2 separate regions of the Homo sapiens genome follow, and region 2 is linked to region 1. A link is a loop called in an ENCODE intact Hi-C map of the cell type or tissue named here. Cell type or tissue: CD14-positive monocyte. All regions are shown on one strand.

Evidence for each region. Peaks named below come from ENCODE experiments on the same cell type or tissue, not always from the same donor. Only the 100,000 strongest peaks of a DNase experiment are listed, where the experiment ranks them.
Region 2: it touches region 1 in a loop (8-fold over the local background); 13 of 110 quality-filtered maps call a loop at or near these places.

What each region holds. Positions count from the first base shown.
Region 1 is chr22:16,889,017-16,897,016 of GRCh38, reverse strand. No RefSeq gene overlaps it. Among named protein-coding and RNA genes, the nearest start is that of XKR3, 68 kb to the right of the region's middle. In CD14-positive monocyte, CTCF peaks have their summits at 4,659 and 4,858 (motif pointing right); no DNase peak of the experiment used is centred here.
Region 2 is chr22:16,770,454-16,778,453 of GRCh38, reverse strand. No RefSeq gene overlaps it. Among named protein-coding and RNA genes, the nearest start is that of LINC01665, 26 kb to the right of the region's middle. In CD14-positive monocyte, CTCF peaks have their summits at 3,507 and 3,718 (motif pointing left); DNase peaks (open chromatin) are centred at 2,183 and 3,663; H3K4me3 peaks cover 1,578 bases; H3K27ac peaks cover 2,046 bases.

The DNA.
Region 1 (8,000 bases):
TACCAATAGCTAATATGCTTATGATGCTTACCTTTTCAGATTCGTATATTTAAATGTTTTGTGGTTATTTCACCCTGGATGTCCAAACTCAACATGTTAAAATTCAAATTTATCATCTCTCACCCCGGGCCTGCTTTTGGTCTGCATTTCCTACCTCTATTAATAGCTTCAGTCATTAGCCACCGACACCAGACAGTCTCGGAGTCATCCTGAACTCTATCTTCCCCTCCTTCCCCAAGTCAATCACTAATCAAGTCCTGCTAATACATTTCCTTACTATTTCTGAAATCCATCCCTCTTCCTCATTCCTACTAACATCCCAATTTAAAACTATATTATCTTTTACCTGGACTATTGTCTTAAGACAACAACTTTAACCCATTGCTTAGCCTAGGTGTAATCCACAGAGGATCTTGTCTGTCTAAAATGCCCCTCTAGCCACATCCTTCCCCTGCTCAGATCTTGTCATTGGCTCCCGTGAACTGAAGTTGAAGTTTAAGCTCCTTAGGACAGCATACACGCCCTTCTATGATCTGTTCCCAGAACATATTAAACTGGTTTATCTCATATCATGGCCCACTTTGTATTTCACACTTTTGAAATACAGAAAATCATTACATTCTCCCAATAATACGAAGCTAGTATATGCCTAAAAGCCTTTGCCAATATTTTGTCTTTTGTTGAGAATTCTCTTAGCTTATTTTGTCACATGGTTAACTCCTTATGTCCTTTCATGACTCACATGTCAAGACTTCAGGAAACCTTCTCTAACTCCCAGGCTGGGCTGAGTGACCCTTTTCTGGGTAAATAATGAACTCTAATCATACTCTTCATAGCACTTACCATACTCATTTGAAGTCTGAAGTATTCCATTGTCTGCCTCACTTTACTTAGGCAAAGGAACCATGTCCTAGTCTCATTCTGGCCTCAGGACTTCAGCCTGGGCGACAGTGGGAGACTGAGTGTCAAAAAAAAAAAAAAAATTGCCAATGATTGAAGCCTAATACTGAAGATTCTGGTTTATTAATAATTAGTCTGTTGCTGGATGTTAATTGAGCTCCCCAAGTGATTACTCATGTAGGACTTCAAACCAATAATTTAGAACCTTGTGACTCAAAATCTGGGCAAAAATAAGCAGCATCAGTATCACCTGGGAGCAGCTTCAGGTCTCACTTTAGATTTACTCTGAATCTAAATATTATATTTTTATTAAAAAATTAAGAACAGATGACAAGCTTCAACTACATCTAAATTCTTTAGGTTTACTTTAAAAGAATCAACATTTTGACACAATACCAAAGTGAACTAAATTCGCTTTTTTTTTTTTTTTTTGAGACAGAGTCTTGCTCTGTTGCCCAGGCTGGAGCGCAGTGGTGCAATCTCGGCTCACTGCAACTTCCACCTCTCCAGTTCAAGCGATTATCTTGCCTCGGCCTCCAAAGTAGCTGGGATTACAGGCACATGCCATCATGCCCAGCTAATTTTTGTATTTTTAGTAGAGACAGGGTTTCACAATGTTGGGTCAGCTGGTCTCGAACTCCTGACCTCAAGTGATCTGCCCGCCTCGGCCTTCCAAAGTGCTGAGATTATAGACATGGGCCACCATGCCCAGCCTAAATTTGCTTTAATTTGGAGAAGTACTGGTCTAGAAAACACAAATTCCAAGGAGACTCAGGTTCTTAAGTTGATTTCTTGAGTACAAGTTCTTCAAATGCATTCTCCAAGATTAATTTTTTTTTTTACTTTTTAAATTGACAAAGATTATACATACTCATGGCTATACGGGGATGTTTCAGTACATGTAGATGGTGATCAGATCAGGGTAATTAGCATATCTATCATCTCAAACATTTATTATTTCTTTGTGTTGGGAACATTCAAACTACTCCTAGGTATTTTAAACTACATAATATAGTATTGTTAACTATAGCCATCTACAGTACTATAGAACACTAGAACTTATTACTCCTACCTAGCTGTAATTTTGTATCCATTAACAAATCTCTTACTATTCCTCCTTTCTCCCTACCCTTTTCAGCCTGCAGTATCCTCTGTTCTACTTTTTACTTCTATGAGATCAACTTTTTTTTTAGCTTCTGCGTGAGTGAGAACATGTGGTGTTGAAATTTCTATTCCTGGCTTATTTTGCTTAACATAATATCCTCCAGTTCCATCCATGTTGCTGAGAATGACAGGATTTTATTTATTCTTTTTTATGGCTAAATAGCATTCCTTGGTGTATATATACCACATTTTAAAAATCCATTCATCTGTTGTTGGAAACCTAGGTTGATTCCATATCTTGGCTATTGTGAACACTGTTGCAATAAACATGGGGATGCAGATGTCTCTGCAATATAATGCTTTTCTTTCCTTTGGACAAATTCCCAGTAGTGGGATTGCTTGAGGGGTTTCAATACTGTTCTCCATACTGGCTGCACTAATTTACATTCCTACCAACAGTGCATAAGAGTTCCTTTTTCTCCAGCTACTCAAGAGGCTGAGGGAGGAGAACTATTTGAACCCTAGGAGCAGAGGGAGCCATATTACACCACCACTGCACTCCAGCCTGGACGGAGAGTGAGACTCTGTCAAAAAAAAAGTCCCTTTTCTTCACGTCTTTGTCAGCATTTGTTATTTTTGTCTCTTCTATAATAGCCATCCTAACTGGAGTAAGATGATGCCTCACTGTGGCTTTGATTAGCATTTCCTTGCTGATTAGTGATGTTGCACATTTTTTCATTTATTTGTTGGTCATTTGTATGTCTTCTTTTGAGAAATGTCTGTTCAGAGCATTTGTTTATATTTAATTAGATTGTTGTGCTTCTTTGCTGTTGATATGTTTGAATTCCTTGTATATTCTTGATATTAATTTCCTGCCAGATGAGTAGTTTATATTTTCTCCCATTCTGTAGGTTGTCTTTTCACTCACTTTATTATTTCCTTTGCTGTGCAGAAGATTTTTAGCTTGATGTGATCCCATTTGTTTATTTTTTCTTTTGTTGCCTGTGCTTTTGATGCCTTATTCATAAAATATTTTCCCAGAGCAATGTCCTGAAGGATCTCCCCTATGTTTTCTTCTAGTAGCTTTACCATTTGGGGTCTTATATTTGGGTATTTGAGATACTTGAGTTGATTTTTGTATAGGGTGAGAGGCAGGGGTCTAGTTTCATTCTTCTGCATATGGATATCCAGTTTTTCCAGCACCATTTATTGAAGAGACTACCCGTTCCCCAATGAGTGTTCTTGGCGCCTTTGTAAAAAATCCGTTGGCTGAGATATGTGGATTTTCTGGGTTCTTTATTCTATTCCATAGGTCTATGTGTCTGTTTTTATGCCAATACCGTGATGTTTTGGTTACTACAGTTTTGTAGTATATTCTGAGGTCTGGTAGCATGATACATCCAGTTTTGTTCTTTTTGCTTAGGATGGCTTTGGCTATTCAGGATATTTTTTGATTCCATAAAATCTCTTTGGATTTTTTTTTAATTTTGTGAAGAATGTTCATAGGTATTTTGATAGAGATTGCATTGAATCTGTAGGTTGCTTTTGAGTAGTACTGTCACTTTAACAACATTCATATTTCTGATCCATGAGTGTGAATGTCTTTTCATTTGTTTGTATCCTCTTCAATTTCTTTCATTAGTGTTTTGTAGTTTTCATTTTACCTCCTTGGTTACATTTATGTCTGGGTTTTTTTTTTTGGTAACTATTGTAAATGGGTTTGCCTTCTTAATTTCTTTTTCAGCGAGTTTGTTGTTCATATATATAAATGCAACCAATCTTTGTGTATTAGTTTTGTGTCTTGCAACTTCACTGAATTTGTTTGTTCTAAAAGTTTTCTGGTAGAGTCTTCAGGTTTTCCTATATATAAGATCATGTCATCTGCAAATAGGAAAAATTTGATGTTCTCCTTTCCGATTTGAATGCCCTTTATTTCTTTCTCTTGTTTAATTACTCTTGATAGGACTTCACATTTATATACTTTGAATATTTAAAATGTTTACATAAATGTCAAAATCAACTTTCATTTTTCATAGAAAAAGAAGACCCTACTTGTTTTGTAGTTTTAATATTAATCAATTATTATTATCGGAGACAAATTATTTAACAAATTAAACTGTCTATTAAAATATTTCACCACAAATAAATTCCATAAGGAAAATATCTACAACTGTTTTTATGAAAGAAAAAAAGGCTTCTCTACAGTTGCTTAGGCCTGGTGCCATGGCACACACCTATAAATCCCAGCGCTGTGGGAGGCCATGGCAAGAGGATCCTTTGAGCCCAGGAGTTTGAGACCAGCGTGGACAACAAAGTGAGACCTCATCTCTACAAAAAATAAAAAAGAAATTAGCTGGCCATGGTGGTGCGTGCCTGTGGTCCTAGCTACTCGAGAGGCTGAGGAAGGAGGATCACTTGAGCCAGGGAGGTGGAGGTTTCACTGAACCATATTCACGCCACGCCACTCCAGCCTGGGCAACAGAGCTAGACCTTGTCTCAAAAAATTAAGTTAGTTAAATTAAACATAAAGTTGCATTGTATTTAAGAAATTGGGAAAGCAGAAAATGCTTCTGTTTTTCTTTTGAGTTGAACAATGAGAACACATGGACACAGGGAGGGGAACATCACATACCGGGGCCTGTCAAGGGGGTGGGAGGCTGGGGGAGGGATAGCATTAGGAGAAATACCTAATGTAGATGATGGGTTGATGGGTGCAGTAAACCACCATGGCATGTGTATACCTATGTAACAAACCTCCACGTTCTGTACATGTATCTCAGAACTTAAAATGTAATAATAACAATAATAAAAACGACAAAAAAAGGAAATGCTTCTTGTTAGAACAGATTACATACCCGCATTGCTTTTTATAATAGCCTGTAATAACAGAATATCCACAAGGTGGCAGTAATATATCAGTTTCATCCTCTGAAATTAAAACTTTTGCCTATTCAGTAATACAATGGATCTTTTGAACTCACTCTAACACGTAGAATACAGCAATTTGACTTAATAATTAGCCTTTAATTTATAGTCTTGTATTATCACTTTAGTGGTTTGAATTATTTTGTATTTTAATATATTTAAATGAATTAGTCCTATACAAAGTGACTAATTTGACATGTGAAGGTGTTTTTATTCTATTTTCAGAAGTTTAGCTTTAAAAAAATTTCTAAACTTCGATATCTGGTGAGTGTCAATGTTTTTATCTTATTAAAAGGTGGCAGACCACACTACATTCAACTGATTTTTTTTTTTAACAAGGATGCAAAATCAGTTTAAAGGAAGGATATCTTTTTCAACAAATGGTGCTAGAGCAATTGGACATTCACAGGTACAAAAACTAAGACTGACCTAAATTTATACTTTATATAAAATTTAGCTCACATAAATCACAGGCTTAAATGTAAAATGTAATATTATAAAACTTAAAGTTGTGTATGGTAGCTCGTGCCTGTAATCCCAGCTACTACTCAAGTGGCTGAGGTGGAAGGATCACTTCAATCCAGCAGTTAGTGGCTGCAGTGAGCAATGATGACACCACTGCACTACAGCTTGGGCAAAACCTCGTCTCAAAAATAATTAATAAATAAATAAATTCATTAAACTTTTTAAAATAGAAGAAAACTCTTGAGACCTTGGGCTACGCAAAGAATTTTTAGGCTTCATATCAAAAACAAAATCTACAAAAGGAAAAAGTGATAAAACTGGACTTCATTAAAATAAATAAATACTTTTTTTTTTTTTTTTTTACTTCGAAAGACCCTGTAAAGAGGTTGAAAAAATGAATTACAGACTGGGAGAAATAATTTGCGTACCATATATCTGACAAAGAACTTACATGTAGCATATGTAAACAATTCTCAAAACTCAATAGTAATAAATAAGGTATCCAATTAGAAAATAGGCATATGTGACCTCTCTGTATTATAACTTAAACCTCATGTGACTACAATTATTTCAAATGAAATAGGCAAAACAGCAATGCCTGTTTCTAGCATATAAAATAATCAGAGAACATAGAATTGTACAAAGTTAAATTATTGGGCCATTTACTTAATTTAAATATTTTTAAATGCGTGTACCCATTTTGCTTGAAGGTGTGTGCAAGTATGCTTGTATTTTTTTTAACGATAATATGGTCACATGAGCATTAAATTTATTTTTTAAAAGTTTATAGTTACCCCACACAAGTTCTTATTGAGTCCCTCATTCTTAACACCTGCATAGTATTTCATTTTATAATTAATGGATTGTAGGTTTATTCTTTTAAAATCACTTGTGTTGTTCTCATGTTTTTTTTTTCACTAAAAAGTGTTGCAATGCACAAAAAAAATATAAGGAGGGTCTTTTCTGGATCTCTGTTGAAAAACTTTGAATACAAATTACAAGTTCAAATCACATGCAAAATAAACATTTTAATTAATAGGGCTTTTACGCAAGATGTTAGTAGCAGTAGCAGCACAGTTTTATTAATATCCCTGAATCTCTCACAAAAACTGACTGAGCAAATGGGATAACAAGGTATTAACTATGACAAAACAATGTAACAGGGTGTCATCATGGACCATTTGTGAGGTTAAACCACAGGGACCCAGGGGAATCACCAATGTTTTTGGAAGAAGGAAAGGAAAGGGAAAAAATGTTTAATGGCCCTGGGAACTGGAAAACCTAGAAATGCAAGCGCTAACATCTATATTCCTAAATTCAGAGATTCTTACTAGGCAAAAAGAACTCAGCAGATTAATCTGAGAACAGCAGCTGAGGCTGGCAGAAAGCTTCCTGGGCCTCAGCTCATAGCTGAGAGTGAGGATGGCAAAAAGCAGGTGCTGTGAGTGGTCTGTTTCCTATGAACCCTACAAATTAACCACCCCCAAAACAAAGCCCTGTCCTAAGGAGAAACTGCAGGAAGTCAATTATAAATTGAGTTGGGAAGCACACTGAGGCTCAAGAAAAGGGAAGCTCCAGGTTAAGATGCAAGAGAAGAAGGGAAAAGGCAGTTTTCTGCAAGTTCAAGCACAAATAATTTCTTTACCTTCTAGTTCTGGAAATACCAGGTGCTGTGTATGTAAAGCAGGAATTTTGGTTGAATATTATATAATTTTCTGACCCACTGTTACTAATCCAGTTTCCCCTGTACTCAGATCTTCCATGCTACAGACAGACTTGACAGATGCTCAGCAAATAGTAGCTAATATTTTCTAGGAAACTAGGTGCTAAACGAGTTTTCTTAAATTTCTACCTCCAGGTCTGTAAGTTGATTTGAAGCATTACCAGTTTCTGGTTCTGCACAGGTTGTTGAGCGCACGACTTCTCTCCTCCAGTGGAAAGTCCACCTGCTCACAATCAACCATCCTTTCCTGCAGCCTGGGAGACACTGCTCAGTGTAGCACGCCTCCCAGTCTAGAATAAGCACACTCATCATCAGTCTCTCTCATTTTCTGTCTTATCTCCATTCCATCTACATACAATTTTTGTTTTCGCCAATGTTTTTAAATAAACAACTGTACAAGCGCAACAATGACAACAGAAACCTTCCTTCCCCCAGTGCTGTAGTGAGCAAGGAATATATTTAACTTCAAATAAAAGACAAAAACAAATGTTGGATAAAGCTGACAGAAAGAAATGCAACTGTAGGTGCTCTGGCAATATAGAAATGATACAACTAAGAAAAATGGAAGAAAAGGAAAGAGAAAGTATTCCTCAGAATGATTTTACTGACTGCTCATCTGTAATGCCTGGGAGTCAAAGGATATTGTTTATAGAAATGTAAGCATACTTAATGGCACCAGGGGAAACAAAGTTAATATGATTAAATCAAATTGTGGGATGAAAAATCACATAGGGAGGACAAGAAAGAGAATACAGCTAATACCATTGTTCTTAGTTTAGAGACATTAGCTACTGTCTAAAGAAAAAGATGATTTTATGAAATTACATAAGGTAGCCATCAGAATAAAAGTTTAACTCTTCCAAATATCCAACATCAAAACAAA
Region 2 (8,000 bases), 120 kb after region 1:
TTTCTCCTTTTCCTTTTCTTTGCTTGGAGTGTTTTCTAAAAATTTGTCAAAAACTGTAGATGGCAAACAGAGTGACAGAACACAGGTTAAGTGTCCATACATGACAAAGAATACAGGATACAAAAATAGCTTTAGAGGGTTGCAAAACAAGTAAATGACCCCCAAAACTAAGCAATTGTGGAGGGCAGGAATATGTTTTCTGGATATGCTGAATGATTTCTAAAGTGTTCACTGTTCAACAATAAAATACAAGGCATTCAAAAGGACAAAAAAATGGCACCCTCAACGGGAAAATAATGAAAAGAAACTGTACTTCAGGAATCCCAGCCGTGGTATTTACTAGGCAAATATTTTAATTTACTTGACTTCAATGTTCTCAAATACCTAAGAGAAGCCAGGACAACAGTGTTTCAAAAATGGAAAATACCAATAAAGACCTACAAATTATTTTTAAAAATGAAATTCATACCCTGTAACTAGAAAGACTGAAGAGTATGCATGAGCATGCAGGAAGGATAATCAAGGAACTTGAAGACGGATTGTTTGCTATTCAGTCTAAGGAAGGTACAAGAAGAGAAAAACAAGAAAAATGAATAAAACTAAGGTAGCCATGGAACAACATCAAGTATATCAACATATTCATAATGGGAGCCCCACAGGAAAAGGAGACACAGAGATAAAAAAAATAATTTGAAGAAGCAATGGCTGAAACTTCCCAAATGTGCTGATAGATACAAATTTACTTATTCAAGAATCCCAGAAGAAAAAAAATACTCCTAGAAGAATAACCTCAAAGATATCTACACTGGAACACATACACTGAAATTGACAAAAGATAAATTAATAGAGAACTTTAAAAGAAGCAAGACAGAAGTAACTGATCACATGCAAGTTATCCTCAATGACATTAACAGCCAATTTCTCATTAAAATTTATGGAGGAAAGAAGTCACTGGGGTGACATATTTAGAGGGCTGAAAGAAAACATAAATCAGTCATAAACTCAATATCTGGCAAAACCGAACTCAATTTCTCAATTTATGAGTAAGGCATTTCCAAGCAAACAATTAAAGAGAGTACATCACTATTAGATTGGCCTTACAAAATATGATGAAGTAAGGAATGTAAGAACAATACACAGTAACCCATGTGCAAATAAATAAATAAATAACATCAATAAAGTAATTACACCAGGAAATAGAAAAGCCAATACCATTGTATTTGGGGGTTTCTGTGACTTTATTTTTCTACTAGATTTAAAAAGTGGTAAGGCACAGTATTTCACATCTGTAATCCCAACCAAGGTGGGAGGTTTGGTTGAGCCCAGGAGTTTGAGACCAGCCGGGGCAACAAAGTGTGACCCTGTCTCTACAGAAAATAAAATTAGCCAGGTATGGTGGCATGAACCTCTAGCCCCAGCTACAAGGGAGGTGGAAGTGGGAGGATCCCTTGAGGCCAGGAGCTCAAGGCTGTAGTGAACCATGTTTAGCCTGCATGATTGAAACCATGTCTCAGTAAAGTAAAATAAAATAATAAAATAAAGAAATGACATATAATAAGACAAGAATTATATATCTGTGCTGTTAGCACATATTGAATAAGAAGCAATTTTTGACAAAACGTAGGAATGGAGGGACAGCAGTATGGGAAAATATTTTTATATAATGTAAACAGTTGTTATAATTCACACTATATTATTATAAATTTAAGATATTAGTTATAATACCCTTAATGACCACTAAGAAAATAACTGTTAAAATATACTAAAGAGAAATGAGACAGTCAAAATGGTACCCTAGAAAAACAATCAAATGTAAAAATGAGCAGTTTTTGGAGGAATTGAATAACAACCACAACAACAACAAATTTGTAGAAAACAAGGACAAAAATAGCAAAATCTTTCTTATCAGTAATTACCTTAAATGCAGATAAATTAAACTCCAGTTAAAAGTCAAAGATTGACAGAATGACTTTTTACATGTTTTAAAAGGGACGGGAAAATTAATTCAAACAGTAACCAAAATAGAGCTAGAGGTACTATGCAAATATCAAGAATGTTTAATTCATCAAAAAGATATTATCCTTACATATTTACCTAATAAAAGATCCGCAGGATATATGAAACAAAGACAAACAGATTTGAAGAGGTGGACAGTTCTGCAATAATAGTTGGTGATTTCAACATCCCACTTTCAACAGTGGATGAAACAACCAAACAGAGGTTCAATAAGAAAACAAATGTCTTAAACAGCATTATAAACCAAATGAGGCTATTAGACATATACAAAACACTCCACTCCACAAGTGGATTAAATATTCTTCTAAAGGGTTTATAGGTCCAGAATAGTCTTCACGGTAGGCCACAAAGCAAGTCTCATATTTAAAACTATTGAAATCACACATAATGCTTTTTCCAACCACAGTGGAATAAAACTAGAGACTGCCCCCCCTCTTTTTTTTTGAGACGGAGTTTTGCTCTGTCACGCAGGCTGGACTGCAGTGGCACAATGTCAGCTCACTGCAACCTCTGCCTTCCATGTTCAAGTGATTCTACTGCCTCAGCCTCCCAAGTAGCTGAGACTACAGGTGCCCACCACCACACCTGGCTAATTTTTATAATTTTAGTAGAGATGGAGTTTCACCATATTGATCAGTCTGGTCTTGAACTCCTGACCTCAAGTGATCCATCCCCCTCAGCCTCCCAAAGTGCTGGGATTACACGCACGAGCCACTGTGACCGCCTGAGCCCCATTTTCTAAAAACTGAAAAATGTATAATATTTGGAAACTAAACAATACACTCTTCAACAACCTATGGCTAATTGAAGAATCTGCAAGAAATTAAAGAATCCTTGCAGATAAATGGAAAATTAAAGCATATTGAAACTTCTGGGATGCAGCAAAATCAATACTGAGAAATATATAGTTGCAAACATAGACACATAAAGAAGAAATGTAAAATTATCAATTCACACACAAGGAAGTAGAAAAAGTGCAAACTAGAGAAGAGTACTTTTACAAAAAAATGACATAGTAAAGGAAGCTGGCATGTTTCCCCACCAACCCTAGCTCCCCCTCCCCCCAAGAACACATACAGGAAACCAAAAACCGATATACATTGCATAGGTTATCACCAGCAATAACTCAGAGCTCAAATATGAGGATGAGGCAGCTCCTAGGGTGACAGAGAAGTGAAGAAACCAGGCAGATGATAAGAAAGTTTGGCTTTTATATTCATGACACTCTTCCCCTAGTCTGCTGGCAACGAAGTGTAAAAAAAAAAAAAAATCCTCTGTCTCATGCTTACTACACTGGATTAAATAAAGTTGAAGTGGACAACACAAGCCACTTTTGATTTCCTGGCAGGAAACCTGTTCCTGTCTTAACCCACAGGAAGCCTTGTGAATGCCTGAAAGAAGAAGAATTCCTGAGGACAACCAGGGACAAGGCAGAAAGGCAGGACTACCACCTCCAGCCTTGATATCTTAGCCATAGGAGATGCCAAACCAGAGTGCCTGTGCAGCAGTACCATGAGGTAGGAGGTATATTTCATAATTTCCCTAGGCACAAACTTATAGCCAGCCTTCCCTCACTGTTAGCATAGCCCCTTCAGGATCTCTCTGATAGGGGACTGGCAGCAATCCTAAGCTTGCTAGAGCTGAGGCAAACCTTGGCTTAAGGCACCATCTACTGTCAAAACAAAGGAACTGACGTAGCTGAAAGCAAGCAAACAAAAACCCACCATAGGTGTGTCTAAAAAAACCTCAACGCAAATATATTCAGTAAAACACAAAATAATACAGAGAAAAGAATGAACTGAATAACTAGTCCTTCAATAAAAAGATATAGATGTATAACCACTAGAAATAATACCGAACAAGGAATCATAATCTTCCCAAATGGACAAAGCACTAAACCATTGACCAGTGCTAAATAATGTGATGGCTATCAGTGAGTTCTCTAATCAAGAATTCAAAATGGCGGTTTTCAGGAAATTCAGATCTCTAAAATGACAGAAAAGGAACTAATAAACTTCTGAGAGAAATTTTTAAAAATGAAATAATTTAAAAAATCCTGGAACTAAGAAACACATTGGCTGAAGTGAAAAATTCAAGAGACTCTCACCAGCAAAACAGATCAAACAACAAAAAAATCAAATGTGATTTTTAGAGTGAGCTCTAAAACAGGTTATTAGGGCTAGGTATGGTGGCTCACGCCTGTAATCCCAGCACTTTGGGAGGTTGAGGTGGGTGGATCACTTGCAGTCGGGAGTTCAAGACCAGCCTGGACAACATGCTGAAACCCTGTCTCTGCTAAGAATACAAAAATTTAGCTTGGCATAGTGGTGCACACCTGTAATTCCAGCTAGGTATTAGGTCTCCTATAGAATCGGTAATCTTGTCTCATTTGCTAGAAGCACAATTTAGATAAAATATAAAATGGATATAAGCCAGTGAGTTTTATATTACTCTATTGCTTTATTCATGGGTAAATTTTGTCAGGGCTATAAAATCTGCTTGCCTTTATCTATATTTTTAGCATATAGATGAACTGTGTGTGATATATTTCTACCTCTGGATGTTAGTACCAAGTTAATTTTTAATATCACTTAAAAGGGTGCTATCCAAATTGGCTAAGAGATAAATGAGCATTATTGTGAATTACATACTCCTAAAAATCCTAGAAATAGACAATCAAGTTCACATGACTCATGAAAATGTTTAGTAAATGAGATTAGTTTAAAATAGTTTATTGCACACAGCCACAGATTACAAGTTATTGTTATTATTAACTGCAAGAATACATTTGCGGGCCAGGCATGGTGGCTAACGCCTGTAATCCCTGCACTTTGGGAAACCAAGGCAGGTGGATCATCTGAAGTCAGGAGACCAGACCAGCATGGCCAAGATGTTGAAATGCCATCCTTACTAGAAATACAAAAGTCAGCCAGGAAATGTGGTGCACACCTGTAATCCTAGCTACACAGGTGGTTGAGGCAGGACAATTTTTTGATCCCAGGTGGCAGAGGCTGCAGTGAGCTGAGCTCACACCACTGCAATCCAGCCTGGATGACAGAGGGTGACTCTGTCAGAAAAAACAAACAAACAAACAAACAAACAAACAAAAAACACGAAAAAAGGGAATACACTTGATTTGTATACTTATTGGATTTCCTAATGTAGTAATTGAGCTGTGATATACTCACTGGACATTTAAGATTTTATAAAGATTTTTATGACAATAGAGAAATTTCTGCAGTTTAGTAAAAATGCATTTGCATAGAACATAAGTGGAAAGTGGTTTTATAACCAAGTCTTGTCTGAAATATCAAATATGTTTAAGAATGATTTCCATAGAATCAGATATAACCAGGTAGCATTAAGAACTAAAGTTGACCGTGGGGGCAATACTTATAAAGCCTTCATGGAAAAACCAACCTGGTAATTGGTTACAGAGTTCCTAGCCTACAAGATAAGAAAGGTCACTTCTGGGCAAGCTCTGGAACCTCACCATATTTGAAGACTTTGAGAGGAGTGGAATTCAACCAAATCTACAGGTTCTGATAGGGAAGTCGGTGGCAAGTTCCTGGCTTGGCTTCTAGTCCCAAGGCTTCAAAAAATATAATCTGAGACTAGTTACAGAAATTTTCAAAAATGAAACTGGAAAGGCCTCTGTGGCCAGGAAGGTGGGTCACACCTGTAATCGCAGCACTCTCACAGGCTGAGGTGGGAGAGGCACTTGAGCCCAGGAATTCACGACTAGCCTAGACAACATGGTGCAACCCCATATCCAGATACAAACAAACAAACAAAACAAAACACAAAATTAACCAGCCATGATGGTGTGCTCCTATGGTCTCAGTTACTCAGGAGGCTGAGGTGGGAGGACCACTTGAGCCCAGGAGGTTGAGAATGCAGTGAGCCAGACACTGTCTTTCATTTAAAAAGTGTATAATGAATAAATGAAGAAATAAAGAAAGGTGTTTGTGGTCAGTGACCATTCTTATTGCACTCAGGTAAATAATGCCAAAACTAGTAAGGCCAGACTGATTTTCTGAACAAGAGTAAAGAGAAGTACCACAGAGAGAATTTTGTTTCAATGGAAAATTAGAGGACACCCACGTGAGATGTTTTACAAATTTTATTAGTCTACATTTTTCAGTTCTTGTTTTATTCAATATATAGCTACAACTCTGTAAACTAAAATTTCAACATTGTGTCCCCCTTTTCATGGTTTAGCATCACTGAAAACTAAAACTGCCCAATTTTCCCCAAACCTTGTAAGCTGAAGCTGGATAACTAGGTATCAACATTTTATTTTTATTTTTTTTATTATTATTATACTTTAAGTTTTAGGGTACATGTGCACAATGTGCAGGTTTGTTACATATGTATCCATGTGCCATGTTGGTATGCTGCACCCATTAACTCGTCATTTAGCATTAGGTATACCTCCTAATGTTATCCCTCCCCCCTCCCCCCACCCCACAACAGTCCCCGGTGTGTGATGTTCCCCTTCCTGTGTCCCTGTGTTCTCATTGTTCAATTCCCACCTATGAGTGAGAACATGTGGTGTTTGGTTTTTTGTCCTTGCGACAGTTTGCTGAGAATGATGATTTCCAGTTTCATCCATGTCCCTACAAAGGACATGAACTCATCATTTTTTATGGCTGCATAGTATTCCATGGTGTATATGGGCCACATTTTCTTAACCCAGACTATCGTTGTTGGACATCTGGGTTGTTTCCAAGTCTTTGCTATTGTGAATACTGCCGCAATAAACATACATGTGCATGTGTCTTTATAGCAGTGTGATTTATAGTCCTTTGTGTATATACCCACTAATGGGATGGCTGGGTCAAATGGTATTTCTAGTTCTAGATCCCTGAGGAATCGCCACACTGACTTCCACAATGGTTGAACTAGTTTACAGTCCCACCAACAGTGTAAAAATGTTCCTATTTCTCCACATCCTCTCCAGCACCTGTTGTTTCCTGACTTTTTAATGATTGCCATTCTAACTGGTGTGAGATGGTATCTCATTGTGGTTTTGATTTGCATTTCTCTGATGGCCAGTGATGATGAGCATTTTTTCATGTGTTTTTTGGCTACATAAATGTCTTCTTTTGAGAAGTGTCTGTCTGTTCATGTCCTTTGCCCACTTTTTGATGGGATTGTTTGTTTTTTTCTTGTAAATTTGTTTGAGTTCTTTGTAGATTCTGGATATTAGCCCTTTGTCAGATGAGTAGGTTGCAAAAATTTTCTCCCATTTTGTAGGTTGCCTGTTCACTCTGATGGTAGTTTCTTTTGCTGTGCAGAAGCTCTTTAGTTTAATTAGATCCCATTTGTCAAGTTTGCCTTTTGTTGCCATTGCTTTTGGTGTTTTAGACATGAAGTCCTTGCCCATGCCTGTGTCCTGAATGGTATTGCCTAGATTTTCTTCTAGGGTTTTTATAGTTTTAGGTCTAACATGTAAGTCTTTAATCCATCTTGAATTAATTTTTGTATATAAGGTGTAAGGAAGGGATCCAGTTTCAACTTTCTACATATGGCTAGCCAGTTTTCCCAGCACCATTTATTAAATAGGGAATCCTTTCCCCATTGCTTGTTTTTGTCAGGTTTGTCAAAGATCACATAGTTGTAGATGTGTGGTATTATTTCTGAGGGCTCTGTTCTGTTCCATTGATCTATGTCTCCGTTTTGGTACCAGTACCATGCTGTTTTGGTTACTGTAGCCTTGTAGTATAGTTTGAAGTCAGGTAGCGTAATGCCTCCAGCTTTGTTCTTTTGGCTTAGGATTGACATGGCGATGCGGGCTCTTTTTTGGTTCCATATGAACTTTAAGGTAGTTTTTTCCAATTCTGTGAAGAAAGTCATTGGTAGCTTGATGGGGATGGCATTGAATCTATAAATTACCTTGGGCAGTATGGCCATTTTCACGATATTGATTCTTCCAACCCATGAGCATGGAATGTTCTTCCATTTGTTTGTATCCTCTTTTA